Linked DNA regions of Homo sapiens: region 2 is linked to region 1. A link is an interaction called in ENCODE POLR2A ChIA-PET data of the cell type or tissue named here. Cell type or tissue: IMR-90. All regions are shown on one strand. Links, peaks and the distances in the headings refer to the core of each region. The heading gives the core; the rest is flanking DNA.

What was found. Peaks named below come from ENCODE experiments on the same cell type or tissue, not always from the same donor. Only the 100,000 strongest peaks of a DNase experiment are listed, where the experiment ranks them.
Region 2: POLR2A ChIA-PET joins it to region 1 with 6 read pairs; 1 of 35 experiments calls an interaction of 5 or more read pairs at or near these places.

Annotation. Positions count from the first base shown.
Region 1 is chr9:37,542,769-37,559,142 of GRCh38, reverse strand. All of the region lies in intron 1 of FBXO10 (F-box protein 10), which reads left to right. Among named protein-coding and RNA genes, the nearest start is that of FBXO10, 25 kb to the left of the region's middle. In IMR-90, for the core only: no CTCF peak of the experiment used is centred there; a DNase peak (open chromatin) is centred at 8,152.
Region 2 is chr9:37,873,324-37,889,697 of GRCh38, reverse strand. It overlaps SLC25A51 (solute carrier family 25 member 51), which reads left to right. Exons shown (of 3, transcript NM_033412.4): 3 at 1,106-2,094. The coding sequence starts at 1,148. The coding sequence ends at 2,041. It also overlaps the pseudogene PAICSP1 and the pseudogene TMX2P1. Among named protein-coding and RNA genes, the nearest start is that of SLC25A51, 23 kb to the left of the region's middle. In IMR-90, for the core only: no CTCF peak of the experiment used is centred there; a DNase peak (open chromatin) is centred at 13,137; H3K27ac peaks cover 247 bases.

The DNA.
Region 1 (16,374 bases), core at 4,661-12,660:
CCTACTAAGTCTGGCTTAAAGATTTTCTTTTTTCGGCCAGGCGCGGTGGCTCATGCCTGTAATCCCAGCACTCTGGGAGGCCGAGGCGGGCGGATCACCTGAGGTCAGGAGTTCAAAACAAACCTGACCATGGTGAAACCTCGTCTCTACTAAAAATACAAAAAATTAGCCGGGCGTGGTGGTGCGCGTCTGTAATCGCAGCTACTCGGGAGGCTGAGGCAGGAGAATCAGTTAAACCTGGGAGGTGGAGGTTGCGGTGAGCTGAGGTCACACCATTGCACTCCAGCCTGGGCAACAAGAGCGAAACTCCATCTCAAAAAAAAAAAAAAGATTTTCTTTCTTCTTGATCTCTATAAGCTGCAGTAGTGCTTAATTCCTTCTATCTCACATTGTTATTAGCTATGACAGCAAATGGTTGCTATCACCTAATGGGTGATACATTAATTATTCACCTAAAATTTGAGGTGGGGGCATGATGGGGGCTCATTTCTGATTATTCGTTTACTTAAAAACACTGTTATTAAGCCTGTACTTTGTGCTGCATATTGGATGGTATGTGGGGTTCTTGCTGTATTCTCTGTAAGTGAATTATGATAGCCTAGGGTATTCATTATTGATGAGCTACTATGGGAAATGGGGGAAACCCATCTGGGAGAGAAATTGTCAGTGCTGGATACTATGGGATGTCACATGGGGCACACAATGCATTGACTGGGTTGAACACTTATATAGTAAAGTAAACTAGGCTCGAGTTGAGAAGCAGAGATGCATTTATGAGGGTTGGTGGTTGCAATTTGGGTCTCTCTTATTCCAAGTCCCTCCTGAGACTTGGAATACCAACCATTAGCAATAGATCCCAGGAGAACCCTAATGGAAAGTCCTGCAAAAGACCATATGGAAGCCTCTCACCTGGAAGGTGGTATAGATTAGGTTCCTTTAGTGTTAGCTGATTCACTCTTGAACACCTGTCAGAGTTGCCCCTTGTAGAAGGAAAGAACATCATGGATAAAGCATCTCAGAAAGTGCGCAGTATATGGTGCTCCCTGAAAGAAGAGTATATGGTTATACTCAGAGGAGCTCAGAAATCAAGAGCAGCCTGTGGGGACGATGAGAATACAGATTCTAACAAGTACGTCAAAGCTCTTAGCAATGATTAAAAATACTCCTTTCAGATGCAGCAGTTGGTCCTGGTTAAGATGAGATCGCCCACTGGGAGGAAATGTTTGGGTAGTTGATGGTTAGCATACTTTCATATGGAAGGTTATGAAAATGGGGATAATGATGTCCTTCTGGTGGTTTTAAATTGAAGTGGCTAAATAATAAGGAAAAAAATGAAACCAGGACAGCTAGAAAAGTATTATAGATGAGCCCCTCTTTATAGGGAAATAGATAAGAAATGTAGAAAGATAAATGTAAACCATGTGGGGACATAGTATGTAAGCTGTTATGTGGGAGGGAGATTATCTGAGCTAGCTAGAAATGGACTTTGTGAACGGTCAAGGCCAGCTAGATGAAATGTAATATGTGAAGTCACTGAATTCAGAGTACCACGTATAGGTCACCAAAACTTTATGGAAAGACAGCAAAATAACATTTTAAAATTACTTCTCAAGTGAGGCAAGCCAAGAACATGGTTGGAGGAGAGGTCCTAACTGAGGCTGAACTGCATCTACCCCACTCAGGTCCTGGCAGAGCTCCTTCCTCATGAGAATGACTTTGTGAGGAGAAAAGCAACATTCAAATTAAGAAAAGAATAATCAGAGGCAGAGCCATCCAAGGCCTCCGAAGGGGTAAAGAGGTCTGGGGTAAGGCTCAGAAGGGATGTAGAGTGCAAGGATATGAAGTTGTGAGGGAAAGAGTGAGTTACGTGAGAGTTCAATATAAAAGGGTTCATTTGAGCTGCCAGAGGTACTACTGTCTTGTGATGATGGTCGGGTCAATTGTAAGTAATCATAAATCATCACTTATTGGCATCATTGCCTGAAAGAACCCATAGCCTGGGAAAAATCAGAATCCTACTCTCATAGTGCATGGACACGTAGACCCAGTATTGGAATAATGTAGGCACCCTGTAGCTAAGAATGCTCTCCTTGTCTTTTCTGTTGCCCTGAATAGTTGTAATAGAGAAAGGAGTCAACACCAGGTATTGAGTCTTCAGAGAGAAAAGTACCCAGTCCCTATCGTAAACAATCCAGTGGAGGATGCAAAAGGCTTAGAAACAATGACCAAGCCAGTAGAAAAAGCATGTCTAATATCCAGATTGTGGTTTTGACATATTCCATTAAAGAATACAGAACAGGCTGGATGCGGTGGCTCACGCCTGTAATCCCAGCACTTTGGGAGGACAAGACGGACAGATCACCTGATGTCAGGAGTTCAAAACCAGCCTGGCCAACATGGTGAAACCCCCATATCTACTAAAAATACAAAAATTAGCCGGGCGTGGCGGCACACACCTGTAATCCCAGCTACTTGGGAGGCTGAGGTAGGAGAATGGCTTGAACTCAGGAGGCAGAAGTTGCAGTGAGCCGAGATTGTGCCACTGCACTCCAGACTGGGCAAAAGAGAGAGACTCTGTCTCAAAAAAAAAAAAAAAAAAAAAAAAAAAATCCAGAACAAAAATATCCTCAACTGATTTATCATTTTTTGACAAAAGTACAAAAGCAGTTCAATGGAGAAAGGATAACCTTTTTAACAAATGGTCCTGGGACAGTTGGATAACCATAGGCTAAAAAGAAAAACTTCAACTTACACTTCAATAAGAAATTAACTCAAGATGGACCATAGGCTTAAGTATACAGTGTAAACTATAAAACTTTTAGAAAAAAACACAGGAAAAAATCTTTAGGATCTAGAGCTAGGTAAAAAGTTCTTAAACTTGATACCAAAAGCATAATGCATAAAAGGAAAAAAAGTGTCAAAAATGTGGTGATACTGTGGTGCTGGCATAAGGATTGACAAGTAGATCAATGAAACAAATAGTCCAGAAATAATCCCACACTACCATTGTTTGTTTTTTTTGAAAAAGGCACCAAAGCAACCCAATAAGGAAAGGAGACTGTTTTCAACAAATGGTGCTAGAATAACTTGATATCCACATAGAAAAAGAATGAACCTCAACCACTACCTCATACCATAACAAAAATTAATTCATGATGGATCATAGAACAGTATGTAAAAGTCAAAACCACAAAGCTTTTAGACAAGAGATTATATCCATGACTTAGGAATTAACAAAGCTTTCTCAGACAGATAGAAGAAAATAATCATAAAAAGAAAGAAATGGTAAGTTAGACTTCATCAAAATTAAAAACTTCTCATCAAAAGATTCCATTAAGACAATGAAAAGGCAAACCACAGATTGGGAGAAAATATTCAAAGAACATGTATCTGGCAAAGGACATATAAAGAAGTCCTATAATTAAATATATATTAAAAAAAACAATTAAAAACAGACAAAAGGACCAGGCGCAGTGGCTCACGCCTGTAATCCCAGTGCTTTGGGAGGCCAAGGTGGGTGGATCACCTGTGGTCAGGAGTTTGAGACCAGCCTGGCCAACATGATGAAATCCCATCTCTACTAAAAATACAAAAATTAGCTGGGCATGGTGGCGAGCGCCTGTAATCCCAGCTACTCGGGAGGCTGAGGCAGGAGAATCGCTTGAACCTGGGAGGTGGAGGTTGGAGGTTGCGGTGAGCCGAGATTGCACCACTGGGCTTCAGCCAGGATGACAAGAGCAAAACTCCGTCTGAAAAAAAAAAGACAAAAGATTTGAACAAGTACTTCAAAAAGGAGATATATGAATGGCCAATGATCACATGCAAAAAATCTCAACATCGTGTATTATGAAGAAAATGCAAATTAAAACCAAAATGATATACCATTACATACCCACCAGAATGATAAAATTTTAAAAACCAGCAACAGCCTGGGCATGGTGGTTTACTCCTATAGTCCCAGCACTTTGGGAGGCCGAGGCAGCAGGATCACTTGAGCCTGGGAATTCGAGGTTGCAATGAACTGTGATCACACCACAGCACTCCAGCCTGGGTGACAAAGTGTGACCCTGCAAAAAACAAACAAAAACACCACAACAAATGTGGAGCAACTGTGTTTCTTATTCTTTCTTGGTAGGCGTGTAAAATAGTATAGCCTCTCTGGGAAAAGAACCTAGGAATTCCACTCCTAAGTATTGACTCAAGAAAAATTAAAACGTGTCCACAAAAACACTTATATAAGAATATTCACAGCAGCATTATCCATAATAGCCCCAAACTGAAAGTAATTCAGGTTTCCATCGAGGAGAATTAATTTTTTTTAAACTGTGATATATTAACACTTAATACAATGAAATACTACTGAGCAGTTAAAAAGTAAACTACATGCAATGAAATGAATGAATCTCAAAATATTATGCTGAATGAAAGAAGCCTTACACAGAAGAATACATACTGCATGATCCCATTTATATGCAATTCTAGAACAGACAAAACTAATCTGTAGTAGAAAATCATGATAGTAGGAATTTGAGGAGATAAGAGAAAAGAAAACAGTGGTTGCCTCTTGGGGTCGGGGGTGGAACTTGATGGAAGAGTCATGAGAGAACTTTCTGGAGTATTCCATTTCTTGGTAGGGGGTTGTATTGCACATATGAATGCATCTGTCAATTCTGCAAATACACACTACTGGATATGGTACATCCATAGCACGAAATAGTCCTCAGCATCATAAACAAACTATTGATGCACACCACAAGTAGGATGAGCCTCCATCGAATTACACTGAATGAAAAAAAGCCAGTCTCAATAGGTGACACACTGTATAATTCCACTTATATAACATTTTTGACATGATACAGTTTTAGAACTGGAGGACAGATTAATGGTTGCCAGTGGTTAGGGACAGGAGAGAGGAGGGAGAATTGAGACGTGTATAGTTACAAAAGGGCAACACAAGGGATCCATATGGTGTTGGAACTGTTCACCGTCTTTACTGGTCATAGATACACAAAGTTACACAGGTGATAAAATTGTATAGAACTTAATACACATACACAAGTGAGTACAAGTAAAACTGGAGAAATCTAAATTAGACCTTGGACTATATCAATGTCACCATGCTAGTGGGATATTATACTATAGTTTTGCAAAATGTTACCATTGGGGTAAACCAAGCAAAGGATCTCTATTCTTTCTTTCTTTCTTTTTTTTTTTTTTTTTTTTTTTGAGGCAGACTTTCGCTCTTTTTGCCCGGGCTGGAGTGCAATGCCATGATCTCGGCTCACCGCAACCTCTGCCTCCCAGGTTCAAGCGATTCTCCTGCCTCAGCCTCCCTAAGTAGCTGGGATTACAGGCATGTGCCACCACGCCTGGCTAATTTTTTTTTTTTTTGTATTTTTAGTAGAGACGGGGTTTCTCCATGTTGGTCAGGCTGGTCTCGAACTCCCGACCTCTGGTGATCTGCCCGCCTCGGCCTCCCAAAGTGCTGGGATTCCAGGCATGAGCCACCGTGCCTGGCCAGGATCTCTATTATTTCTTATAACTGCATGTGAATCTACAATTTTCTCAATGAACATTTTTTAAAGACAACTTCTTAAAGAAAGAAGCTGTTATGCTATCTAGCCATACCACATAGCAAGGAAGCTATCAGAGGGTACAGGGGTTGTGCCAGGAGGACTGAGGAACCAATGTGGGGCCAAAGATAGCTTAATTTGAACTTTAATAAAAGTAGGGATTTCAAAGACTTGAAACCCATAAAATACGTGTCAGTCCATGACTTCATAACAATTTAAAAACATACATGTGGCCGGGCGCGGTGGCTCACGCCTGTAATCCCAGCACTTTGGGAGGCTGAGGCAGGTGGATCATGAGGTCAAGAGATCGAGACCATCTGGCCAACATGGTGAAACCCTGTCTCTACTAAAAATACAAAAATTAGCTGGGCATGGTGGCGCGTGCCTGTAGTCCCAGCTACTCGGGAGGCTGAGGCAGGAGAATTGCTTGAAGCCAGGAGGCAGAGGTTGCAGTGAGCTGAGATTGCACCACTACACTCCAGCCTGGTGACAGAGCGAGACTCCATCTCAAAAAAAATACACACACACACACACACACACACACACACACACACACAACCTGAATTGGTCACTGCTGTGGTCTGAATATGTCCCCCCCAAAATGTATGTATTGGAAACCTAATCCCCAATGCAACAGTGTTGGGAGGTAAAAGGTCATAAGGGCTCTTCCTTATGAATGGAAGGGTTTGTGGGGATGCATTTGCCATCCTTCTGCAGTGTGCAGACACATATTTTCATCCCTCTTGCTTTTCTACCTTCCACCATCTAAGAACAGAGCAAGGACGTCCTCACCAGGTGCCAGCACCTTGATCTTGGACTTCCCAGGCTCCAGAACTGTGAAAAATAAATGTCTGTTCTTTTTTTTTTTTTTTTTTTTTGATATGGAGTCTCGCTCTGTCACACAGACTGGAGTGCAGTGGCGCAATCTCGGCTCACTGCCAGCTCTGCCTCCTGGGTTCCTGCCGGTCTCTTGCCTCAGCCTCCCGAGTAGCTGGGACTACAGGCGCCCACCACCATGCCCGGCTAATTTTTGTGCGTGTGTGTGTTTTCAGTAGAGACGGGGTTTCACCGTGTCAGCCAGGATGGTCTCGATCTCCTGACCTCGTGATCCTCCTGCCTCGGCCTCCCAAAGTGCTGGGATTACAAGCGTGAGCCACCTCGCCCAGCCATAAGTGTCTGTTCTTTACAGATTAGTCAGATTCAAGAATTCCGACATGGTTGCACTAAACAGACTAAGACATAAATTGGTACTGGAGGAGTGGGGTGTTGCTATAACAAATACCTAAAAATGTAGAAGCAACTTGGAAACGGATAATGCATAGAGGCTGGAACAGTTTTGAAGCAAATGCTGGAAAATCCTTCATTGACATGAATGCCACATTAAGGGTGGTTCTGGCCAGGGCCTGGGGAAAGAAGGGATATAGGAGAAGCCTTGTTCTTCTTACAGATTGCTTGAGTAGTTGCAACAGTGAAGGCTAGTCTGATGAGGTCTCAGACAGAAATGAGGAACAAGGTATTGGAAATTGGAAGAAAGGTTATCTTTCTTATAAAGTGGCAAAGAACTTGGCTGAATCAATGTCTGTGTCCTAGGACTCTGTAGAAGGCAGAAAGGAGAGAAAGCTAGAAAAGCTAGGTGATTTGGCAGAAGAAATCTCTAAGCAGCAGAGCATTCACGATGTTGCATGGCTGCTTCTAACTGCTTATAGTAAAATGGGAAAAGAAAGAAGGATTTAAAGACAATTTATAATTAAAAGGGAAGCAGAACACAAAGATTTGAAAAACTCTCAGTTCTGGTTATGTAAAGAATTTTTTAAATGGTTTAGAAGAGAAAACCAAGGGTGTGGCCAAGTGACCATTTGATTTTCAAGGCTGCTTGTGCCGTCACTTCAATGCTAGTGCTATGAGGGCAAACCAGCTTAAAGGGCCAGGCCCGGGGCACTCTTGGAACCTTGGAGCTCATTGCTCAGGGATGCTTCAGGCCTCTGTTCCCTGGTCACCCCACCTGTGGCTCAAGCAGGCCCAGGTGTGGCTGGGCTACAGAACCCAGGGCACAAGCAGTCTACCTTGGTGCTATCCCCGTGGGGCTAACTGTAGACTTGCAGAGTACAAGAGCTGTGGAGGCTTGTGTGCCTCTACCTAGATTTCAAAGGATGCTGCAGGGAGCCCCTATTTGGGCATTACCTAGTGGAGTCTTGGAAGCAGGGCTGCCCCCAAGACTCCAGACCTGTAGAGCCACCAGCACACAGCACCAGCCTGGGAAAGCCACAGGTATTGACTGCAACCCTTCAGAGCTGTGTGGGCTATGTCCAGCAATGCTGTGGAGGCAGGGCTTTCCAGGGCCTTGGAGACCCAGCCCCCAACACGTTGTGTCCAGAAAGTTGGACATGGAGTCGAAGAAGATTATTGTCCAGCCTTAAGATTTAGTGTTGTTTGCTCTGTTCTGGACATACTTCAGGCCAGTGACTTTTTTCTTCTTGTCTGTTTCTCTCTTGCAATGGGAATGTCTGTCCTGTGCTATCCCACCACTGTATTTTGGAAGCACATAGCTTGTTTGATTTTATAGGCTCACAGCTGGAGGGGAATTTGCCTCAGGATGAATCATGCCTTGACTGTCATCCATATCTGGTTTAGATGAGACTGTGGACTTAGACTTTAAAACTGATGCTGGAACAAGTTAAGACTTTTTGGGGCTATTGGGATGGATGCACTTTGCATGTGAGAAGAACATGAATTTTGAGAGCCAGTCACCTTCAGAGAACAACAGGGAACCCATTCATTATCTTGAGAACTGAGAAATAGGCTGGGTGTGGTGCCTATAATCGCAGCACTTTGAGAGGCCGAGGTAGGTGGATCACTTGAGGCCAGGAGTTCAAGACCAGCCTGGCCAACATGGGTAAACCCCATCTCTACAAAAACTACAAAAATTAGCCAGGTGTGTGGTGCAGGCCTGTAGTCCCAGCAACTTGGGAGGCTGAGGCAGAGAATCGCTTGAACCTGGGAGGCTGAGGTTACAGTGAGCCAAGATTGCGCCACTGCACTCCAGCCTGGGCAACAGAGTGAGACTCTGTCTCAAAAAAAAAAAAAAGGCCAGGTGCAGTGGCTCATGCCTGTAATCCCAGCACTTTAGGAGGCTGAGGCGGGCCGATCACTTGAGGTCAGGAGTTTGAGACCAGCCTGGCCAACACGATGAAACCCCATCTCCCTACTAAAAATACAAAAATTAGCTGGGCATTGTGGCGGGTGCCTGTAATACCAGCTACTCAGGAGGCTGAGGCGGAACAATCACTTGAACCTGGGAGGTGGAGGTTGCAGTGAGCCAAGATCATGCCACTACACTCCAGCCTGAGCAACAGAGCAAGACTCTATCTCAAAAAAAAAAAAAAAAAAAAAAAAAAAAAAACCTGAGACGACAAAAAAAGAAAACTGAGAAATAAAATGAAAGCATTAAGCTGGCTCTTCCTATATGTACTGTGCCACTGGATAACCAAATAGTGGATGAATAGAATTATAAAATCTTCTTATAAAATTATTTCAGCTTATCAAAGCCAAATGAGTTTTGATTGGGCTTGGTTTTTGTTTTGTTTTGTACTGTTTTTAGTGTTCTTTGGTGAATTAAGAGTATTAACATTTCGTTACCACCAGTGAATTGCTGGATAGAGGCATTGAGCACCACTGGCTACTAACATCAAAAAAGAGACAACCAGAAATGTGGCTCCTAATAAAAAGGTACAATGCCACTTGTAGTATTGCTAAAGGGGTTGAACCTGGGTTTGAGCAAGCCTCTGGATCCAGTGCCAGCATGCAGGAAGTGCAGGTGACAGGAACAAGTGAGCTCTCCTTCAAGTAATGCATGCAGTCAGCAAAATTGAGACCATGAGAAACTCTGGTCAGATGAGTCAGGGTTTTCAACAAATAAATTGTAAAGAAAAGATAGAGGGGAACCAGCAGATGAAATGAGAATCAAAAGACCTATCAAGCCAAAAACTTAAGGACAAAACTAAAAACTATGGCCTCTAAGGATGTGTACTGAGGTGATAAAACCATAAAGAAATGCTCAGATGTGATTTCTACACAAATCAAGACTGAACTTACTTTTTGAGGAAGCGTTGGAATGGGGGACACAGAGAGGCTTTTAGGGGGCTTGCAAGGTTTTGTGTTTGATCCAGGTGGTGGTGAACAGGATACTTGCCTTGTAAAATGATTCTCTAAACTACACATTTGCTTTGTGTGCTCTGTGTTTTGTTTCACATGTTTAAAATGTTGGCTAGAGCTGTTCTCTGGGTGCTGTGGGAGCCCAGGGGAGGCACTTAATTTCTGAGGGGAGAGGATAAGGAAAGGTCCTCTGAAAGGTTATTATTGGGAGGGTGAGGGTAGGTTGGGATGAATGTCAGAGATGAGGCTAGAGAAAAAGACAAGCTCACAACTGATCTTCTGTACTAGGCTTGACCCAGGACTCCATGGGGAACCACTGAGGAATTTTAAGCCAACAATTGACAAGATCAGAGGTGTATTTTAGAAAGATCCCCAGGTGCGGTGGCTCACACCTATAACCCCAGCACTTTGGGAGGCCGAGGCGGGTGGATCATGAGGTCAGGAGATTGAGACCATCCTAGCTAATACGGTGAAACCCCGTCTGTACTAAAATTACAAAAAATGAGCAGGGCGTGGTGGCGGGCGCCTGTAGTCCCAGCTACCTGGGAGGCAGAGGCAGGAGAATCGCTTGAACCCAGGAGGAAGAGGTTGCAGTGAGCCGAGATGGCGCCACTGCACTTCAGCCTGGGCAACAGAGGGAGACTCCGTCTCAAAAGAAAAAAAAAAGGATCTGTCATAGTAATCCAAACCAAAGAAGTAATGCAGGGACAGGGAGGATAGTGAAGAAAGTAATCATAGGAGAGATTGCTTAAGGAGGCAGAAACACAGGACTTCAGAGAGTATCTGGGGTAGAGAGGGAGGGAAGGAGGGAGAAAAGAAATCAAGGAGGTTTCTCTAGTTCTGACTTGGGCAGCTAGGTGGAAAATGATGGTGTTATTAACCAAGGAATACAGTACAGGTGGTGGAGCAAGAATGGGGAGAGATGATAATAAATACTATTTTAAAAATGGAGATGATGTTTACATGCAATGATATGCACAGAGCTGAAGCATACAATCCAGGGAGGTTTCTATTTTTTTATTTTTTATTTTTTGAGATGGAGTCTCGCTGTGTTGCCCAGGCTGGAGTGCAGTGGCACAATCTCAGCTCACTGCAACCTCCGCCTCCCGGGTTCAAGTGATTCTCCTGCCTCAGCCTCCTGAGTAACTGGGATTACAGGTGCACACCACCATGCCCAGATAATTTTTGTATTTTTAGTAGAGGTGGGGTTTCACCACGTTGGCCAGGCTGGTCTCAAACTCATGACCTCAGGTGATCCACCCGCCCTGGCCTCCCAAAGCACTGGGATTACAGGCATAAGCCACTGTGCCCAACCTCTGGTGAGGGTTTTTAGATGTATGCACCCATATAACTAACACACCAGTCAAGATATAAAACATTTCCTTCACCCTAAAGTTCCCTCGTAACCCCTTCCAGTTAATCTCCACCTTGCTGGCAAGCACCGTTGTATTGTGTTTGTTTTTTGAGACAGGGTTTTGCTGTCACCCAGGCTGGAGTGCAGTGACACCATCAGCTTATTGTAACCTCAAACTCCTAGACTCAAGGGATTCTCCCACCTCAGCCTCCCGAGTAGCTTGGACTACAGGTGCACACCACCATGCCTGGCAACATTTTTTAACTTTTTTGTAGAGACGGGGTCTTGCTATGTTGTCCAGGCTGATCTCGAACTGGACTCAAGCTGTCCTCCCACCTCAGCTTCCCAAAGTGCTGGCATTACAGGTGTGAGCCACTGTGCCTGGCCTAAGCACTGTTTTGATTTTTATCACCATAGACTAGTTTTGTCTTTTTTGTTTTGTTTTGTTTTTTGAGATAAGAGTCTTGCTCTGTCACCCAAGCTTGAGTGCAGTGATGCGATCATGTTTCACTGCAGCTTTGATTTCCTGGGCTTAAGTGATCCTCCTACCTCAACCACCCTAGTAGCTGGGACTACAGTTGTGCGTCACCACACTCAGCTAATTTTTTGTTTTTTGTTTTTTTGTTTTGTTTTGTTTTCAGAGATGGAGTCTCAGTATGTTGCCTAAGCTGGTCTCAAACTCCTGAGCTCAAGCAGTCCACCTACCTGGACCTCCCAAAGTGCTGGGATTATAGGCGTCTGCCACTGCGCCCAGCCCCAGCATATTATTTTTGAGGTTCATACATGTTCTTGTCTACATCAATGGTTTATCCCTTTGTATTGCTGAATAGTACTCTATTGTACAAATACACCAGAACTTGTTTATCCACACTTCTGTTGATGGATGTTTGGGTTGTTTCCAGTTTGTTTGTTTGTTTTACTATTATGAATACAGCTGCTGTAAACATTCTTGTGTAAGTCTTTTTGTAAACACCTATTTTCATTTATCTTGTATAAATAACTAGGAGTGGAATTCCTGGGTCATAGGATAGGTATGCATTTAACTGTAGAAGAAACTGAAACACTTTTCTAAAGTGATTCTAAGGCCAGGTGCGGTGGCTCATGCCTGTAATCCCAGCACTTTGGGAGGCCAAGGCAGGCGGATCACTTGAGGTCAGAAGTTTGAGACCAGCCTGGCTAATATGGTGAAACCCCATCTCTACTAAAAATACAAAAATTAGCCAGGCGTGGTGGCGCACGCCTGCAGTCCCAGCTACTCGAGAGGCTGAGGCACGAGAATTGCTTGAACCTGGGAGGCAGAGGCTGCAGTGAGCAAAGATCATGGCCACTGCATCCAAAAAAAAAAAAAAAGACATCTCTAGGAGTTACTCCATGATTTTTCAACCTACTAGTGAAGGTCTTTTGCCAACTTTGTTTTGTGTTTCACTATGTCTTCTCCCCTCTTATTAAACTATCAGCAACTTGAGCACAGAGACCATGTCTTAATACCGATTTATTAATATTTTCTCTTAGGACCTGTTACATAATAAGGCTTAATAGATGTCTGTCGGATGAGTGAATGAACAAAATTAAACACAGAAGTTAAGTGGAAAATTAGAATAAATTTTCATAGCAGGTGATCCCTACTACATCTGATGAAGTCTTGCCCTGTACATGTGCAGCCCAGCCTTCAGCCTAGGAACTGCCCCTCCTCCCCACCCCCTCTGTGCTATTCACTTTATTCTGGTACCTTGCCTCACAAATGCCAGCCTCTTCAGCAGCACAGAACTCAAATCTGCCTGCTTGGTGGGACTGCCACTCTGCTTGGGCACCATCTTCTTACACCATAGTAAGAAAGTGCCTCAGAATGAATGCCAGGATGTTCTTGGCACTCACCTCCTATGTTTCCTTTCTTTCAAAAATCACAGTCTTTTTTTTTTTTAGATGGAGTTTTGCTCTTGTTCTGGCTGGAGTGCAGTGGTGTGATCTCAGCTCACTAAAACCTCTGCCTCCCGGGTTCAAGCGATTCTCCTGCCTCAGCCTCCCAAGTAGCTGGGATTACAAGTGTGCACCACCATGCCTGGCTAATTTTGTATTTTTAGCAGAGATGGGGTTTCACCATGTTGGTGAGGCTGTTCTTGAACTCCCGACTTCAAGTGATCCACCCACCTCCGCCTCCCAAAGTGCTGGGATTACAGGTGTGAGCCACCGCACCCGGCCAAAAATCACAGTCTTGAGCAGCTTGCTGCTCAGTGCCTGAAAACACATATTCACTTGCCTCATATATTTTGTCCAGCTTTATAGTTGTTTATGGCAGGAAGGGAATATCCAGTTTCCGTTATTCTGTCATGGCCTGAAGTGGAAGTCAGAGTTCCATTTTGGACATGATGTTGAGTTTTTGTTATCTATGGAACATCCAGGTAGAAATGCCCAAAAGAGAATTGGGTATTCACGTGTGGAGCTAGAAAGATGATTGGGGCTAGACATTTGGATTTTGTAGTCATGCATTTCCAGTGGTAGTTGAAGCCAAGGGAATGGATGTGATTGCTCAGCTACAAAATGGATAGAGAATGAGTAGAAGAACAATTTTCTCTTAAAAAGCCTGAGAGGCCAGGCTCGATGGCTCACGCCTGTAATCCCAGGACTTTGGGAGGCCAAGATGGGCAGATCACAAGGTTAGGAGTTCGACACCAGCCTGACCAACATGGTGAAACCCCGTCTCTACTAAAAATACAAAAAAGTTAGCTGGGCATGGCGGTGTGCGCCTGTAATCCCAGCTACTCAGGAGGCTGAGGCAGGAGAATCACTTGAACCTGAGAGGCAGAGGTTGCAGTGAGCCGAGATCGCACCACTGCACTCCAGTCTGGGTGGTAGAGTGAGACTCTGTCTCAAAAAAAAAAAAAAAAAAAGCCTGAGAATGTATAACTAAAGAAATAAACGAAGAACAGGAAACATCAGTGTCATAGAAGCCGCCATAAATAAACTGGTGTCCATCTTGGGGAGTGGCAGATGTCAGGAGCCCAGCCTTTCCCCTATTATGCTTAACAGTCCAGAGCCCAGCTTTTCTCTCTCTTTTTTTTTTTTTTTTTTTTTGAGAGAGTCTCGCTCTGTCGCCCAGGCTGGAGTGCAGTGGCGCGATCTCCGCTCACTGCAAGCTCCACCTCCCGGGTTCACGCCATTCTCCTGCCTCAGCCTCCCGAGTAGCTGGGACTACAGGCACCCGCCACCACGCCCGGCTAATTTTTTGTATTTTTAGTAGAGACGGGGTTTCACCATGTTAGCCAGGATGGTCTCGATCTCCTGACCTCGTGATCCGCCCACCTCGGCCTCCCAAAGTGCTGGGATTACAGGCGTGAGCCACCGCGCCCGGCCGCTTTTCTCTCTTAGTAAAGTCTCGCTGGTGATCATTAGAGAAGAACCTACTCATCTGGGCTCCAGTACAAATCTGCAGAATTAAAGCCACGCCAGTCTTGAGGAAGCTCAGCATTTCTTCCAGACATAATCAGACATTTGTGCTCCTAGCCTTCTTGGGGCTTAGATAACTGACAAGTATGATTAGCATTTTCATAAAATTGAGAGGATACCCAAGGCTCTAGAGAGGTCAACAATTTGATGAAGGTCAGTTGTTTCTAGTCCTACTTTATTTATTTATGAGATAGGGTCTCACTCTGTCACCTAGGCTGGAGTGCAGTGAAGCAATCTTGGCTCACTGCAACCTCTGCCTCCCAGGTCCAAATGATTCTCCTGCCTCAGCCTCCTGAGTAGCTGAGATTACAGGTGCCCACCACCACACCTGGCTAATTTTTGTTTTGTTTTGAGACAGAGTCCCGCTCTGTTGCCCAGGCTGGAGTATAGTGGCACGATCTCGGCTCACTGCAACCTCCACCTCCCAGGTTCAAGCAATTCTCCTGTCTCAGCCTCCTGAGTTGCTGGAACTACAGGCGCACGCCCCCAAACCCGGCTAATTTTTTTGTATTTTTAGTAGAGGCAGGGTTTCACTGTATTAGCCAGGCTGGTCTTGAACTCCTGACCTCAAGTGATCCACCTGCCTCGGCATCCCAAAGTGCTGGGATTACAGGCACGAGCCACTGCAGCCAGCCAAATTTTTGTATTTTTTAGTAGAGGCAAAGTTTCACCATGTTGGCCAGGCTGGTCTGGAACTCCTGACCTCAAGTAATCCACCCACCTTGGCCTCCCAAAGTGCTGGGATTACAGGCGTGAGCCACCATGTCCGGCCATAGTCCTACTTTCTAGTTGTCTAGAGACTTGGGTTTCAGACTTGGAAGTTGCTCTAGGTCATCTACTTGGCCCTTTGTTTTTTAAGTGGGAAAATTGACACTCATAAATGAGAGACCTTGAACTAGGTATAAAAACAAGTAAATGAAGCCAGCTTACATCATCAGGGATATCTGATGGCATTCAAAGGGCAAGGATAAAGCTGAGCTTTGAGAATAGACTAGAGCTATGACCTGCAGTGCTATAGAGAAACTGGATGCCCCTTGCTTCTGCCCTTTTCTCTGCTTTTTTCTGTGTCTCTAATTTATTCTTTTCTCAATGTAGATCAGCTTCTTCTGTCTTGTCTCCTCCTATGCCCCAGCCTGGGGAAAATGATCACCAGAGGCTATTCCTGAGTTTATAGCTTAGAAAAGGGGCCACTCATTCCCCACCATTCAGGAATAAGGCCATCCTGATTCTAGAATTGCAACTCCTGTTCTCCTGGAAAAGGGCTCGATGGCCCCTTTAGAACCATCCAGAGTCCAATCAGTTGCAGTCAAGAGGTCGGGGATCCTTTGTTCTACATATACATCTGCTGGGAACCTTACCTCTATAATCATGTGATATAAATCACTGGTAGGGGAGAAGAAGATTTTCCAGAAAAAGCAAGTAGGTAGATGGCTGGGCAGCCAGCCCATAGGTGTTCAGAATAACCAATTAACTGCTCAGGATAACCAATGGCAGAGCCAGGACCAAAACCCACAGCATCTGACTCAGCAGTAGTCTGTCCTGGGGCTGCCCCACGTGGGGAAACAGTAATTACTTGATCTGGGAACAAGCAGAGACAGACAGATGGACAGTCACTGCCTCAGTTCTCATTCCTAATAGTGTAAAGAGATAGAGGTCTCTTCCTTGAGAGTGTAGGGGATCCAGAGCTCTAGGACCCTAACAGCCAAAGGTGGGTTCCCTCTTAGAAGTCCAGACTCTTCTAGTTGCAAGTCACAGAAGCCCAAATCAAACTAGCTTGAGCAAAAGGGGGATTTAGTAGAAGGCCATTGGGATATCCTACAAAATTGAAGGAAGAACTGTAGATTCCAAGAC
Region 2 (16,374 bases), core at 5,442-13,441, 330 kb before region 1:
ATTGCCATCTGTGATATGGTAGCAGGGATATGAGCCCTGGAATCACTCAGACTTCATTTCAGAATGCTGACCCCACCAGTTACTAGCTGTGCCCTGAACAGAACAAAAGAGAATACTGGTTTTATTCATTTGTAAAACTGGAAAAATAATTGTGGAGTTGTTTTGAGAATTCATACATGAAAATAGAGTGCATGGTACATACCTGTAGGCCTTCCTTGCCCCCATCATCCCACACCTCCACCTTCCAAGGTGCATGTTCAGTGTCCCTTACCTGTGTTCCCACAATGGTTGGTTATCATAGAAGCTGTCACATTGGTGTAATTGTTCACCTTGGCACATTCTATTAGTTTGTGAATTCCTTATCTTTGAATCTCTAGCAACTTAGCAGAGGACCTAGTTCATAGTAGGTACCAAAGAAGTATAAATATGAATAGAATGAGTGCATGTCTTGCTGTTTTATTTCTCAGGGGAGGAATGTGGGCCTATTTCAGCAGGACAATAGATAGATACCGTATATAGTGTAGTCAGTAATTACGAACTAGTCTAGTGGCTCTGAAAGTTTTTGGTGTTAGGACTCCTTTACAGTCTTAAAAATGATTGTGGGCCCCAAACACCCTTTGTTTATGTGGACTGATATTCAGGGTCTTTAGGAATTTAAAATTAAAATATGAATTTTAAGGTAATGATAAACACATTACATGTTAACACATTTTCATGAAAAATAACATTCATGCCTCCCATTTTTTTCTAATGATTTTACAGTCATTAGAAAATATTTTACAGTTTTCTAAGCCTTTTGCATGTCTGACTTAAGATGGAGTTTCCTGTTTGCTGCATTCAGTCTGTTGTGATAAGTCATTTTGATTAAAGTATATGCAAAAAATCAAGCCTCACATAGATATGTAGTTTGAAAAAGGAAAATCTCCTGGACTCCCAAAAGGATCTCAGGGACTTCCAGGGGTCTTCTGAAAATGCTTTAAGAATCACTGATCTAGTCTGAAAAGGAAAGTGTGGTGTCCAGATATTAGAGGATGGATTAGGGAGAAAGCCCATGTGTTTAGCTCTCTATAAAACGGGTTTACCCGTTGTCATTTATTATTTGTAGGTTAAAAAAAGTCCTTCATGAAAAAGAAAGATCTTAAGCAGCATGATGGATTCAGAAGCTCATGAAAAGAGGCCACCAATACTAACATCTTCAAAACAAGATATATCACCTCATATTACAAATGTTGGTGAGATGAAGCATTACTTGTGTGGCTGCTGTGCAGCCTTCAACAATGTCGCAATCACATTTCCCATTCAGAAGGTCCTCTTTCGACAACAGCTGTATGGCATCAAAACCCGGGATGCAATACTTCAGTTGAGAAGGGATGGATTTCGAAATTTGTATCGTGGAATCCTTCCCCCATTGATGCAGAAGACAACTACGCTTGCACTTATGTTTGGTCTGTATGAGGATTTATCCTGCCTTCTCCACAAGCATGTCAGTGCTCCAGAGTTTGCAACCAGTGGCGTGGCGGCAGTGCTTGCAGGGACAACAGAAGCAATTTTCACTCCACTGGAAAGAGTTCAGACATTGCTTCAAGACCACAAGCATCATGACAAATTTACCAACACTTACCAGGCTTTCAAGGCACTGAAATGTCATGGAATTGGAGAGTATTATCGAGGCTTGGTGCCCATTCTTTTCCGGAATGGACTCAGCAATGTCTTGTTTTTCGGCCTTCGAGGTCCCATTAAGGAGCATCTGCCTACCGCAACGACTCACAGTGCTCATCTGGTCAATGATTTTATCTGTGGAGGTCTATTGGGTGCCATGTTGGGATTCTTGTTTTTTCCAATTAATGTTGTAAAAACTCGCATACAGTCTCAGATTGGTGGGGAATTTCAGTCTTTCCCCAAGGTTTTCCAAAAAATCTGGCTGGAACGGGACAGAAAACTGATAAATCTTTTCAGAGGTGCCCATCTGAATTACCATCGGTCCCTCATCTCTTGGGGCATAATCAATGCAACTTATGAGTTCTTGTTAAAGGTTATATGAAAAAACCATCAGTTAAGTGCCATTTATCAACTGAATAGACCTTCTAAGAAGAATGCAGTTTGGCCTCTTTTTTTTTTTTTTTTAAAGGAAATCCCAATCTTATTATGGAAAGCCATCAACTGGGTGTGGGGAGTAGGTCAGAGGGTTAGTGAAAGTCCAGGGGATTTCTCCTCCAAGTCCTACCACACAAAGGAAAGTCTCAAGCCTCTATTCACCCCTTCTCAATCCTCACAAAATAGGGGGTTGTTCAATATTGTCTTCAATGATAAAAACTTTGTGGTTAAAAGTTTCTCCTTAGGACTAGTGACAAAGTTAGGCTTATACTTTTTTTTTTTTTTTTGAGGCAGAGTCTTGCTCTGTTGCCCAGGCTGGAGTGCAGTGGCACGATCTTGGCTCACTGCAACCTCCGCCTCCAGGGTTCAAGCAATTCTCCTGCCTTAGCCTCCTAAGTAGCTGGGATTACAGGCGCCCGCCACCACGCCCAGCTAATTGTTTTGTATTTTTAGTAGAGACGGGGTTTCACCATGTTGGTCAGGCTGGTCTCGAACCCCTGACCTCGTGATCCACCCGCCTCGGCCTCCCAAAGTGCTGGGATTATAGGCGTGAGCCACTGTGCCCGGCTACGCCCAGCTAATTTTTTTTTTTTTTTGTATTTTTAGTAGAGATGGGGTTTCATCGTGTTAGCCAGGATGGTCTCGATCTCCTGACCTCGTGATCCACCCGCCTCGGCCTCCCAAAGTGCTGGGATTACAGGTGTGAGCCACCGCGCCCAGCCAGGCTTATACTTTTAATGAAGACCATAAACCAAGCCAGAAGGGCTTAAGGAAGCAAGAGTCCTTGGGGGAAAATTCTTAGCGTTCTATACCCCAGCATCTTACCTTAGGGTTAAATCTAGGTCTAACCAGGCTGTGCAGGTTGACTAAGAAGGAATAATGAAACGACAGAGTTTCATGGAGAAACCATGGAGATGTCTGAATAGCTGATAAGCAGTTAACACACTGACCCAAGCTTGGAGGGAAACCATTTCCCCCTCCATCCTGTGAGATCTCTTTCTTGCTCCAGTGCAACAGTTGGCCACAGCATGGCAGGCCTTCCTGTAGGGTGCCTGACAATTCCCTAGATGCCTCTTTAAAATCAGAAGCTGCGCACTGCCCCACCCAGTCACAGCCAAAGGGAAAACATAAATAAAAGGCTGTAGTCTCAGGCTTGTGGTTATGGAAAGAGCCTGGAATTGACAGGAGAGGAAGCACTGCCAAAGTGAGGATCTTATTTATCCTTCTTGCTTTCCCCATCTGACACTGTGGTGGGGGTTGAAGCCACAGGCTGCTCCTCAGGGATATTGTCTCCAGCCTTTGATAGCTTCTTGGCCCGCTGGTATAGCTCATTTAAGTTAAATTCTCGGATCACATTCTCCTCAGAGAAGGTCCATGAGACAGCCCGTCCTTTCTTGTCAGTCTGTGGCTGCCGCATTACCTTCTTGCCACCTTGGAACAGGATCAGGGTAGGGAGTTGATTGGTGAGGGGTGATGTGCTCACTTTGTACCGCGTACTAACATCAGTATAGCGTCCAGCATCCACCGTCCCAAAATTTAGCCCTGTACAGTTGTACTTAAGGGAGAGGTCAGCATAGATAGGGGCAAATGATTGGCAGTCATTAGACCAATTGGCAAAGAACTCCACAATCCAAGTGACCCTGTTGTCCCGTTCTAGTTCCTCATCAATGGTTTTATCATTGAAGTACTTGATATACTCAGGGCCCATATATGGGGAGGGGGGGGTTTGCACGTCATCAGGAACACTATGCAGAGTGTGATGTAAAGTAGGCCCATGCGAATATCCAAGCGGAAGAAAAGAATTGCGTTGGCCACTTTACTAAACATGAAAATGTTGCCTATATGTTGCTCCACAGTGATGGATCTGCGGTTCTTCATCATCACAATGGCACTGAGAAACATCAGGATCTCCGCTTCTCTCTCCGGTTTCGGGCAACTCCTTTGGGGTTCCGAGTCTTCTCTGAGGCCCACGTTGGGCGCCGTATTATTGTTGCCAAAAAGAGTGAAACTCACAGTGAAACCCCATCTCTACTAAAAATACAAAAAATTAGCCAGGCGTGGTGGCGGGCGCCTGTAGTCCTAGCTACTCGGGAGGCTGAGGCAGGAGAATCTCTTTCTTAATTGGCCAAATATAAGTTGGTGTCGTAACTCCAGGCCACAGTGAGTTATGGGCAAAGCTTTTTTCCTTAAGCATCAACAAAATAGGATAAAAGGTTCCAATAGGAAAATACAAGGTTTTTTTTTTTTTTTTTTTTTTTTTTATCATTACCTAAGAGCTTTAGGCTAATTGCCTGGTAAATAGCTGTCCATCTGATGGCCTTTGACAGGGAACCTAATCCCCAAGATAGGATTCTTTTTCTTAAACCAATCTTGAAATCGCCTGCATTGAAACATAAGTGGCTGTGACCGGCCAGAGGAGAAGGTCCTCAGGGGCCAGGGGCTCCTCAGGCTTCCTTTGTTACTCCATTGCTTGCTTCTCTGCCCTCAGGAGCAGCTGCAGAGGACAGTCTTCATTAAGCTCAAGCATATGACAAAGGGGCAGAACAGAAAAGAAAAACAGCTTATTAGGTATAGGCTTTTCATGATAAATTGCTTGTATTAGTTTTGAAACTAAGCACCTATTGGATAGGCATTATACTATTTCTATTTAGATATGGTAGATCAAGGAGCTATGAAAGTTCCTGTTTTGCTTTCTAGGTTTGAAAGTTTTCTGTTTGATTCTGACTGTGATCTTCAACCCTTCCAAAATGTCCTTGTGTTATAATTTCACTTATTTCATTGCCAAAAGATGAAGGGACTTGAATCTTGTTATAGTTGTTCCATCCTGTTAACAAGTTTTCATTTTGTGTGTGGATCAAATTCTGGTTAGCTTGGTTTCTTTGAATTACTGGTGCCATCTCAGCAAAGGCCTGTGGTTATTTTTCCCCTTGAGTGGGAGTTGGTCATATTCAAGCATCCTGTTCTCTTAAAACTCTCCTTTTAAAAAATAAACACTTCCATAACATTTTGTTTTGGAAGTCTATTAATGCAATCCCACTTTTTTCCCCCTAGTTTCTAAATGTTAAAGAGAGGGGAAAAAAGGCTCAGGATAGTTTTCACCTCACAGTGTTAGCTGTCTTTTATTTTACTCTTGGAAATAGAGACTCCATTAGGGTTTTGACATTTTGGGAACCCAGTTTTACCATTGTGTCAGTAAAACAATAAGATAGTTTGAGAGCATATGATCTAAATAAAGACATTTGAAGGGTTAGTTTGAATTCTAAAAGTAGGTAATAGCCAAATAGCATTCTCATCCCTTAACAGACAAAAACTTATTTGTCAAAAGAATTAGAAAAGGTGAAAATATTTTTTCCAGATGAAACTTGTGCCACTTCCAATTGACTAATGAAATACAAGAGACAGACTGAAAAAGTGGATTATGCATCTTAAAACCCTTTCTGTAAATATTATGTAGCTAAAGATTGATTTCCAGCATCTGACATGACAGTAGGTTTCTTGTTAACCAGTTTTTCTTCTTTCTGGATAATTGCATATGAATATTTATACATACTGACCAAAATAAAGGCCTCAACTTGGTAGTTTACTGAAAGTTCTTGGACAAATAGTCCATAAAAGCTGTTGACCTCTAAATGCACTATGGCTGGTTAAATACAGTGACCATCCTTCTTCCAGCTGTAAAGGATGAAGCGTATTAAGCATTAGCCAGGCAGTAATAAAGCTAAATAGCCATACAGCAGCTCTGACAATGTTGTGCTGGATATTGCAGTTTGCTTTCAAGGTGCAGATGTAAGGATTTAAAAAAATAATAATTTGGCACCAAATAAATATGAGTAGCATCCATTGGCCTATTAAATCGAGTCAGGATTTGAAGGGAATTGAGTTTGAGAAATGAATAAATAAAGGCACCTTGGTGCCTGACCCCCTCAATCATGCGTGTGACTTTGAGCACTCACAGGTGTGTGCAGCTACTCAGCCCAGGGCAGGTGGGTTAGCCTGGGGTTATACCTTGGCCCTGGGAATAGACACCATTGGGCCTTTGGTTTTGTTGGGCTTCCTTTTGTCTTTACACTCCACACAGGTGGTAGAAATCTGAGTTCTAAAGCACTTTTGTGAAATACAAGCTAAGTGAGAATTCTAAAGAAAATGCTTTGGTTTCTGCTGTCTCAAATAAGTGGCATTTAAAAACAATTATTAATAAATATTTTTAATGGTTTTAACTCAGTATTTTTTTTTATTTCTTTGTCACTCTTTACAGCTTTTGAAGACCAAACTGCAAATACATTACCAGGGATGGTTTTGTGTTGTCCTATAGACTTCTTAAATTTGACAAAAAATTTAGCAGAACTTGTAACCAACAGCTTTGTCTGAACTTGAAGTCAAAATGTGTTGTTAATAAGAGATTCTAACTATTGCTTTTACCTTCAGTGTGAACTAGTGTGGTAACAACTTTGAAAAGGCAGGCCGGGTGCGGTGGCTCACGCCTGTAATCCCAGCACTTTGGGAGGCCAAGGCGGGTGGATCACTTGAGGTCAGAAGTTTGAGACCAGCCTGGCCAACATGGCGAAACCCCATCTCTACTAAAAATACAAAAAACTAGCCGGGTATGGTGGCACATGCCTGTGATCCCGGCTACCCAGGAGGCTGAGGCAGGAGAATCGCTTGAACCTGGGAGGCGGAGGTTGCAGTGAGCCGAGATTGCGCCACTGCACTCCAGCCTGGGCAACAGAGTGAAACTCTGTCTCAAAAAAAAAAATTGAAAAGGCAAATGTGATTGAATATCTGAAAAGCTTTAAAAGTGGCCTTTCTGTTACGTCTGTGGCACAAATGGCTCATGAGCGCAGGACACTTATGGTCTTGTGTCCTATACTTCATGTGTGATGCCACCAGAAATGTTATGGATTCCGTATTGAACACACTGAGAGTGGTATGAGCCCTCAGGACTGCACCACAGAGTAAACACAACCTTGATATGGTGGCGAATATGTGTGTCTTTCTTGTTTCATTTGTGGTTGGGGACAAAATCGATGTATTTGTCTAAATAGTCGATATTCATCTTAACATGGTTGGTTGTGTAATCACCAGCTATATTGTGAACTGTGCAATAAAACAGAAGCGTTTGTGTATATAATTACCTTTGGATACCTGAAATTCCCAAGCTTGGTTACAATGTAATGCTCAGTATAAGGCTGTGCAAACATGTAAGGGAATAATGGTGGTCGATGGGATATATGAAATGGGATCTAGAGGGCTTCGAGTGAAGCCAATCATGTTGAACGAACACTGGTTCAGTGTAGATGAAGTAGAGTGAGGCGTATGCAGTCATAAAATGAAGGGTGGACAGGAGATTACATTTGAAGAAAGGATAAGCACTCAGACTTGGTCTCTTTTAAATTAAAATATTTCTTTTCTCATGTGCAAATGTATATCAAAGACTTGAACAGGTATTCTCTTGAAATTTGAGGATTTTTAGTTTTTAATGCTGTCTTTGCTTAATATTAAATATGTGTTGCCTATTGGCTCCCAAATTGTGTGGGAGTCTCTAAATGTTTCCTCTTGAAGGTTCATTATTGAAAGTGGTTAAGTGCACAATGCTATTTTTGTTTGATAGTTTGAGTTTTATGACCCTATGAGTTTAAATGAAATCTGTTAAATGTTTCAGAGTTAACACTTTTTTTTTGATAATTTGGAATAAAGTTTGTTTTTTAAGCCCACTCTTTTTGGTCTTCTCTTATGCTTGAGTAGTTGCTTGTTACTGGCACGTTCCTTTTTTGTGGTAGTGATAGATTGATCTGTTAGTCTTTTTATTCAGAAAACATTTAGCACACTACCTTGACTTTTAGCAACTTAACCTGGGGATGTTGCAGGTAAAACATTCCTTTGTCTATCCATCTTATTTCGTCAAGAGGGGTTTCATATAAGTTTTATTTTCCAGGTAGTTTAACTGCAAAGCTTTTTGTTTGTTTGTTTGACAGGGTTTCTATTGCCTGGGCTGGAGTGTAGTGGCATGATCATGGCTCACTATAGCCTTGACTTCCTGGGCTCAAGCGATCCTTCCGCCTCAGCCTCCTGAGTAGCTGGGACTACAGGTACGTGCCACCAAGCCCAGCTAATTTTTGTAGAGATTTTCATCATGTTGCCCAGGCTGGTCTTGAACTCCTGGGCTCGAGCAATCTGCCCACCTTGGCCTCCCAAAAGTCTGGGATTACAGGCGTGAGCTACTGTGCCTGGCCACATTTTATTTCTTAAAGGTCTTCCTCATATTTAATACACTTCTCTACTGAGTTTAAACTTTCTTGGTTTAGCTTATCAGTACTTTCTGTTGTAATAGAGTAGCCTCATGCAATGTTTACTCCCAAGTTACATGGTCTGGATGTTTGTGCTTTTCATTTTTTTTTTTTTTTTATATCTACTTTTGCCTTCAGAGCTGCTCCTTTCTGTTGTAGCTCATTGGTTAGGAGAGTGTGAAGTTTTAGCCACATTGTGAATTTGCATGTTAAGTTTTAGGTTGTTTCCTGGCTTTAGAGATCATTGAGGTTGCCTGATAAGGACAGCAAGGTAAAGGAGCAGTTGCTTCTAAAAGTCCTGTTTTGGATTGAAATCCATCATAAAGAATAAGTGTAATATCCTGAACTTGTACATTTAGATTTGATAAAAAGGGTGTTTAATCATCATCTGATGAAATCTTTTAACCCACCCATAGCAGCCACTGTAGAGTTCTAGACCTCCAGAGTGAGGAGTAGGTGTGACCAGGAACAGCCCTGGGGGATCTCTGCATAGCTACAGAGCACTCCCAATCCCCAAGAGACTGGTTCCCATCTTAAATCTTTTTATTTATTTATTTACTTTTTTATTTAGAGACGGGGTTTCGCTCTTGTGACCAGGCTGGAATGCAATGGCGTGATCTCGGCTCACCGCAACCTCCGACCTCTGGGTTCAAGTGATTCTCCTGCCTCCGCCTCCCAAGTAGCTGGGATTACAGGCATGCGCCACCACGCCTGGCTAATTTTGTATTTTTAGTAGAGATGGGGTTTCTCCATGTTGGTCAGGCTGGTCTCAAACTCCTAACCTCAGGTGATCTGCCCACCTCGGCCTCCCAAAGTGCTGGGATTATAGGCGTGAGCCACCGCGCCGGCTGCCTTAAATCTATTTATCTGACGTTCCCAACTAGGAAATTTTTTGTCCAAATGAGTATATGTGATTTTAAAGTAGAAATCGAAGGTAAAATAGGATTTATCTCAGTTCCTATCTCCCTTCAATCTATTCTTCATATTGTCAATAATTTTTTTTTTTTTTTTTGAGACGTGGTCTCTGTCGCCAGGCTGGAGTGCAGTGGTGAAATCTTGGCTCACTGCACCCTCTGCCTCCTGTGTTCAGGCGACTCTCCTGCCTCAGCCTCCGGAGTAGCTGGGATTGCAGGCATCCGCCATCACACCCGGCTAAATTTCGTATTTTTTCAGTAGAGACAGTTTTGCGCCAGGCTGGTCTCAAACTCCTGACCTTAAGTGATCCACCTGCCTCAGCCTCCCAAAGTGCTGGGATTACAGGCGTGAGCCGCCGTGCCCGGCCATCAGTAATTTTTTAAAATGTCACTTCAATAAATGCTTTTCCTCTGCCATAAAGACCAAACATCTTGCTGTGGCCTACAGGAGACAGGATGATCCAGCCCTTGCCTCCCTTACTCTCATCTCTAGCTAAAACTGCGCTGCTGTCTCTGCACTCCAGCCACTGGCACTTCCTGATTACTTGGGGCACGCTGTACTCATCTTGCTCCCAGCCTCTGCCCATGCAGGTGCCCTCTGCCCTCAGCACTGCCTTTCTCTACTTCATTTATAGACTGCTGTCCTTCAGATCTCGGTTGAAGTGTCACTTCCTTGGGGAAGCTGGCTTACACTCTCAGGACTCGGTTAGGTTCCCCCGTCAGGCTCTTCTATGTCACCATGTTTCTATTTTTCACAGCACTTAACCTGTTTTAATTACGTTGCAAATAGTTTTTGTTTGGGTCTAGAGAAGCATGTATTCACTAGTACATTTTATTTGTGTTCTCTAATTATTTTTTCTGCAGCTAAATTAGAAATTTGTAGTTTTCCCCCTAAAAATGCAATGATGTTTTCTCTGATTTTCTTGTCACCTTTCTTCCAAAAAATCCATGTGTTCAAAGTGCTTGCTTGCAGTTTGCCCCATAATAAATGGTTGTTTAATCCAAATATCTGAGTAGCAAACTGAGCTGATCCTTCTGGAGAAAGTATGGTTGAATAGCCGAGACCACTGAGTAGTCGCAGAGAAGACCACACATCCTGAACTCCTCAGTCTGGTGTGAGGGGAGGACAATAGATAACTGGATGTGTAGTGTTCCCAAACATCACTGATCCCAAACCATTGCTTCTGCCTGCCACTGCCACAAATACAGTACGACTGCCACCCCTTCATACTCAGCTTTAATCCTCAGCATTTCTTCTGGTCCTTTATGTGCAGATGTTACTCAAAGTCTACATGGAATGCCAAAATTTCCACAGGCCTTGATTTTTTTCACGGTGATTAAGATCAGAAGTAGAACCCATCAATACTATAACACTGCACTGACTTTCTGATTTCAAAAGCAACTCTACTCTCTACAACCCACGCAAAGTTTTTCCTTACCATTTGGAACCCTTCAGGAGTTACACTGAAGCCTTGATAAGACTGTTTCAGCCAGGAGTGGTGGCTCACGCCTGTAATCCCAGCACTTTGGGAGGCTAAGGCAGGAGGATTGCTTGAGTCTGGGCAACATGGCAAGACTGGCTCTATTTTTTTAAAATAACATTTTTAAAAGTATGATTAAAAGACTGTCTTTCTATTGGCTTTGCTCCCCCGATGGTGAGTGTCTCTAGGAGTCATTATCAATAACATCAGTGAGAATTTCTTTGCTGGTCACATGAACACCAAATTCAATCTTCATATCAACCGGTGTACAGTTCTGGGAGCAACCGGGATTTCTCCGGGATTTCAAAAACAGCCTATGTGGCATGACTCATGATATCCACTTCAGTTTTATACCAAGTGCAGCAAAGCCAAATTTTGCTGCAATTAGCTGTTGCCTAGACCACTGTGGGTCATGATTGGCATCATCCTTGAAAAACATCTCCACTTTAGGTGGGCAAAACTCACATCCTTCCTTGACACCAGGATTTCTTTCGAGTGAAGAACCAGTTGGTATTCTTCTGCAAACCATTCAGTTGGAATTATTTCACACTGGGGCACAATGAAAGCTGTCTCCTCACATTTTCTGGTGAAAGCAGTTTTAATACCTGCTTCCTGTAACAACAGAAAAATGCAACTGGTAATTTTATTTGAGATTGCAGCTTTTCCTTCCAGGTGATTCTGACTGCATTTCCTGCTGTAATCTGGTCCTTAGATTGCAGGACTTTTCCTGGCCTATCTAACAAGCAATTCATAGACCTCTTTTGTTTTACCCTCACATAGTTTTTTAGCAATGTTCAGTACCTCAGCTCTCACTATTATCCTGAGTGGGATGAAAGTTGCACCCATGCTGAGAGGCAGAAATCTCTGTTGTGAATATTTGATACCTCTTGCTTTATTTATTTATTTATTTATTTATTGACACAGATTCTCACTCTGTCACCTAGGCTGGAGTGCATTGGCGCAATCTTGGCCCACTGCAGCCTCAGCCTCCCAGGCTCAAGCGATCCTCCCATCTCAGCATTGCCAGTAGCTGGGACCACAGGTGTGTGCCACCATTCCCAGCTAAATTTTGTATTTTTTGTAGAGACAGGGTTTCACCATGTTGCCTAGGCTGGTCTCAAACTTCTGAGCTCAAGTGATCCACCCACCTCAGCCTCCCAAAGTGCTGGGATTACAGGCATGAGCCACCATGCCTGGCCCTGTTGCCTCTTTAAAAAGCCAGTCCTGGCAGGGCACAGTGGCTCACGCCTGCAATCTCAGCATTTTGGGTGGCCAAGGCAGGAGGATCTATTGAGTCCAGGAGTTTGAGAGTTCAAGTCCAGCCTAGGCAATATAGTAAGACCTTGTCTCAAAAAAAAAAAAAAAAAAAAAACAACCAAGAATCAAGAATGATGGGACACATGGATATTCAGTATCACAGCATTCTGGAATATCCTATGAAATGACCGAATGAAGGTCAGCCTTCATTTGTTAATGGGTCATGGAGGTCATTTAAGGAAAAGGTAATTTTTACATTGATCTCAAAGTACTGAATTGTTTTAGCTTGGGCTGCCATAACAAAGTACCATAGACTGGATGACTTAAATCAGGGTTCCCCAACGCCTGGGCCACGGACAGGTACCCATCTGTTTGGAGCCAGGCTGCACAGAAGGAGGTGAGCAGTGGGTAAGTGAGCATTACTACCTGAGCTCTGCCTCCTGTCAGATCAGTGGCAGCATTAGATTCTCATTGGAATGCAAACCCTACTGTGAACTGCAAATGCAAGGGATCTAGATTGTGCACTCCTTATGAAAATCTAATGCCTGATGATCTGAGGTGGAACAGTTTCATCCCCAAACCATTGTGTCGCTCCACCTATCTGTGGAAAAATTGTCTTCCATAAAACCAGTCCCTGGTGCCAAAAAGGTTGGGGACCACTGGCTTAAACAACATTTATTTCTCATGGTTCTGGAGGTTGGGAAGTCCAAGATCAAGGAGCCAGCAGATTTGGTTCCTGGTGAGGGCCCTCTCCCTGGTTTGCAGAGGGCTGTCCTCTTGCTATACCCTCACATAATGGAGAGAAAGTTCTAATCTCAGCCCTTTATAAGTAATTATAAATTAGTTATCTTTATAAGATTACTAATCCCATCATGGGCACCTCTCTCATGACCTCATCTAACCCTAATTACCACCCAAAGCCCTCACCTCCAAATACTATCACATTGGAAGTTAGGGCTTCAATATATGAATTCAGTCCACAACATTAGCTGCATGATTGATGAGACTGTTCTTTATTCTCCTTTAGTTTCCAAACACTGCCAGCGATCCTTTACTCTGAGAAATGTCTAGCCAATTTGAGATAAAACACTTGTGCATGAGTCAGGATTCAGAGGTACAGGCACTCCATTTTTCTTATCCCTCCTGGCACTGTTTCTGAATTGTGGAGCTCAATTGAATGAAATTGACTAGGAAGAGCAAGAAGAAAGTATTCTTTAGAATAGTTTGTCATGGAGCACTGCTTTGTTACTGTTAGAAGCACCATTAAGGCAGTGACTTGTTTACATTGTTTTAGGGCAGCTCACCTCTACAGCTGCTCTACCTTTCATGATCAACAGAAATAAAACAAACTCAGTTCAGGCCCTCTTTATTAAGCAATTACTTCCTTCTGATGTACACTAAAAAATGCATTTAGTTACACTGAGATGCTCTCTTGTTTCAGACAATACGAAGAAAAATAAACTATTTCTCTTTCAAGGGTCATCATATCTATAATGGGTGGTTTATAGTAAGTAGCTTTCTTGTTTCCTTGGGCAAAAGAAGCTTCAGAATTTTCCTTAGCCCTCTCAGTTTTCTGGGGAAAGTGTGGCTAAACAAATTTCCAGGTTTTCTCGGGCTTTACCTCCTCATTAAATAACAGTGATAGAGTTCTGAGAAGGACCAAGGTAGGAAAAAGTGGGTACAGGTGGAAACTGAGGATCTTTCATTTGTAATCTGTGTGTAAAATATGGAAGTAAAGAGTAAAAAAAATTAGGAGATGAGGGCCTCAGTTTGAAGATACAATTGATTTGGTTTTGGTTTTTGGTAGAGATGAGGTCTTGCTATGTTGGCCTAGGCTGGTCACAAACTCCTGGCCTCAAATGATCCTCCCGCCTCAGCCTCCCAAAGTGCTGGGATTATAGGCATGAGCCACCATGCCCAACCAGCAACAGTTTTATATACCTTGAGAAGGTTAAAGGGAAGTCCAAGAAGATTAAAGTTTTGCTGTTGCTATCTAGAGCTCTTGAAAGCTTCTGCCACTTGTGATCCAAGAACAGGAATGCATGTTATTTGTGTTTGGGAGCAATAACACATCTATTTGAGTCTATTTCAACTCGAACTAGAGGAAAACAGAATCCCCAATAATTTCAGTTTGTGCCTTTTACAGTTTTTCCTCATTTATTTTATTTAGCGAGTTTGTGTTACACCTACTCAGTGTTGTAAAACTGCCATTTCAGGACAAATCATTTTGAGTTAAGAGGTTCTAGACTTTTATGGAAAATAAAGAGCACTGGCTGCCCGAGACAAGTTCCAAAGTGAAAATGTAAATGTCTCTTGATTTCTCCATCGCCTCCCAGGCTGGATTAGGCCCCTTCTGTGCCAAGTGATAACTGTTTCTTGCCTGTCTCTAACTGCATGTTTGTACTTTATCTGCCAGGACAATGTGATCTCCTCGAGGGCAGGGTCTGTCTTTCAGATTTCTATATCCACAGATTAGAGGTTCTCATAATAAATACATTTAATGAAGTAATCAATCTGATCTCTGATATTTTCTTTATCAATTATTCTCCTTGTTTCGGAAACCCTTTTAATTTCTTAAGAATTTCTTTTAGAAATCATCAAGAGGAATACATAATGGATAATTTCACTTACGTGAAGTTCTAGAAGAGGAAAATCTGTAGCAGAAACAAACAAACAAACAAACAGTGTTTCCCTCTGGGAGGATGGGGGCAGAGGTTCACCTGGAAGAGGCAGGAGAGAACTTGCTGGGATGGTGGTAGTACTCTATATGTTGACAGATGTTTGGGTTACACAGGTGTATACATTTATATAAATTTAAGTAATGTAGAGTTAATCTGTGTACTTCATTCTATGTAAATTTTACAACAAAAGAAAAAAACAAATGTTAAACTCTAGTCATGTGAGGACTTTTAGAAGGATGGGTACAGATGTCAGCAATTTAAAATGCATCAAAAATTAAGATGGATTAGGCTGGGTGCAGTGGCTCACACCTGTAAATCCCAGCACTTGGGGAGGCTGAGACAGGTGGATCACCTGAGGTCAGGAGTTCAAGACCAGCCTGGCCAACATGGTGAAACCCCATCTCTACTAAAAATACAAAAATTAGCCAGGCGTGATGGTGGGTGCCTGTAACCCCAGCTACTTGGGAGGCTGAATCAGGAGAATCACTTGAACCTGGGAGACGGAGGTTGCAGTAAGCCGAGATTGCACCACTGCACTCCAGCCTGGGCGACGCAGAGAGACTCCGTCTCAAAAAAATAAATAAAACAAGATGGACTGATGGACAGAGTTAGTTAAGGGATAAAACAAGTAAAATATTAATGGTAAAACCTTGGTAAACAGTGTTCACTGTAAAGTTCTTTTAACTTTGCTGTTTGGACATTTTCATAATAAAATGTTGGGAAAAACCATTAGGGGGTTTATCATTATTGCTGAATAATTGAGAAACTCAGTTTAGCTCTTTTAGTATGCTATTCTTAGATTGCTATGAAGTTATAAGATACCACTGAAATACTTGCTAGAAGGGAACACAAGCCTGTGGCCTAGAAATTTACTTGTCTTCCCCACTAATGATGATAATATGGCAGTTCCCTCCCACTGAGGTCTGGACTATCCCCTCCTGAATGTGACAGGGCTGGTGGCTAAAACAGAGGCCAATCTTTCAAACATTCTTTCCTGCTGGGCGCAGTGGCTCACGCCTGTAATCCCAGCACTTTGGGAGGCCGAGGCGGATGGATCACGAGGTCAGGAGATCAAGACCATCCTGGCTAATACGGTGAAACCCCGTCTCTACTAAAAATAGAAAAAAATTAGCCGGGCGTGGTGGCAGGTGCCTGTAGTCCCAGCTACTTTGGAGGCTGAGGCAGGAGAATGGCTTGAACCTGGGAGGCAGAGCTTGCAGTGAGCCAAGATCACACCACTACTCTCCAGCCTGGGCGACAGAGCGAGACTCCGTCTCAAAACAAACAAACAACAACAACGAAAAAGCATTCTTTCCTAAGACTGCCCAGCAATAAGGGGTCTACCCACCTCCTGACTAGCAGGGACCAGGCTACTAGGAAAATTATGATTTTCCTGCAATACACTGCAACTTTAAATAAACGCCAGGAAATCTTTCTTTTAATTACATACATTTATTAAGTATGCAAGAAAAAAACTATTTAAGAATAAATGCAATGTGTTTAGAACAAATCTGATGCTCTGTATTTTAACTTTTAAAAAGTAACCATTTCACAATTAAATTTGGATCCTTCATTTTACCCCAACAAAAACTAACCTTTTATAGAGAAGAACTTTAACAAGTAATGTCAACAAAGCATTCTAAAGTACTCATAATTTAAACAA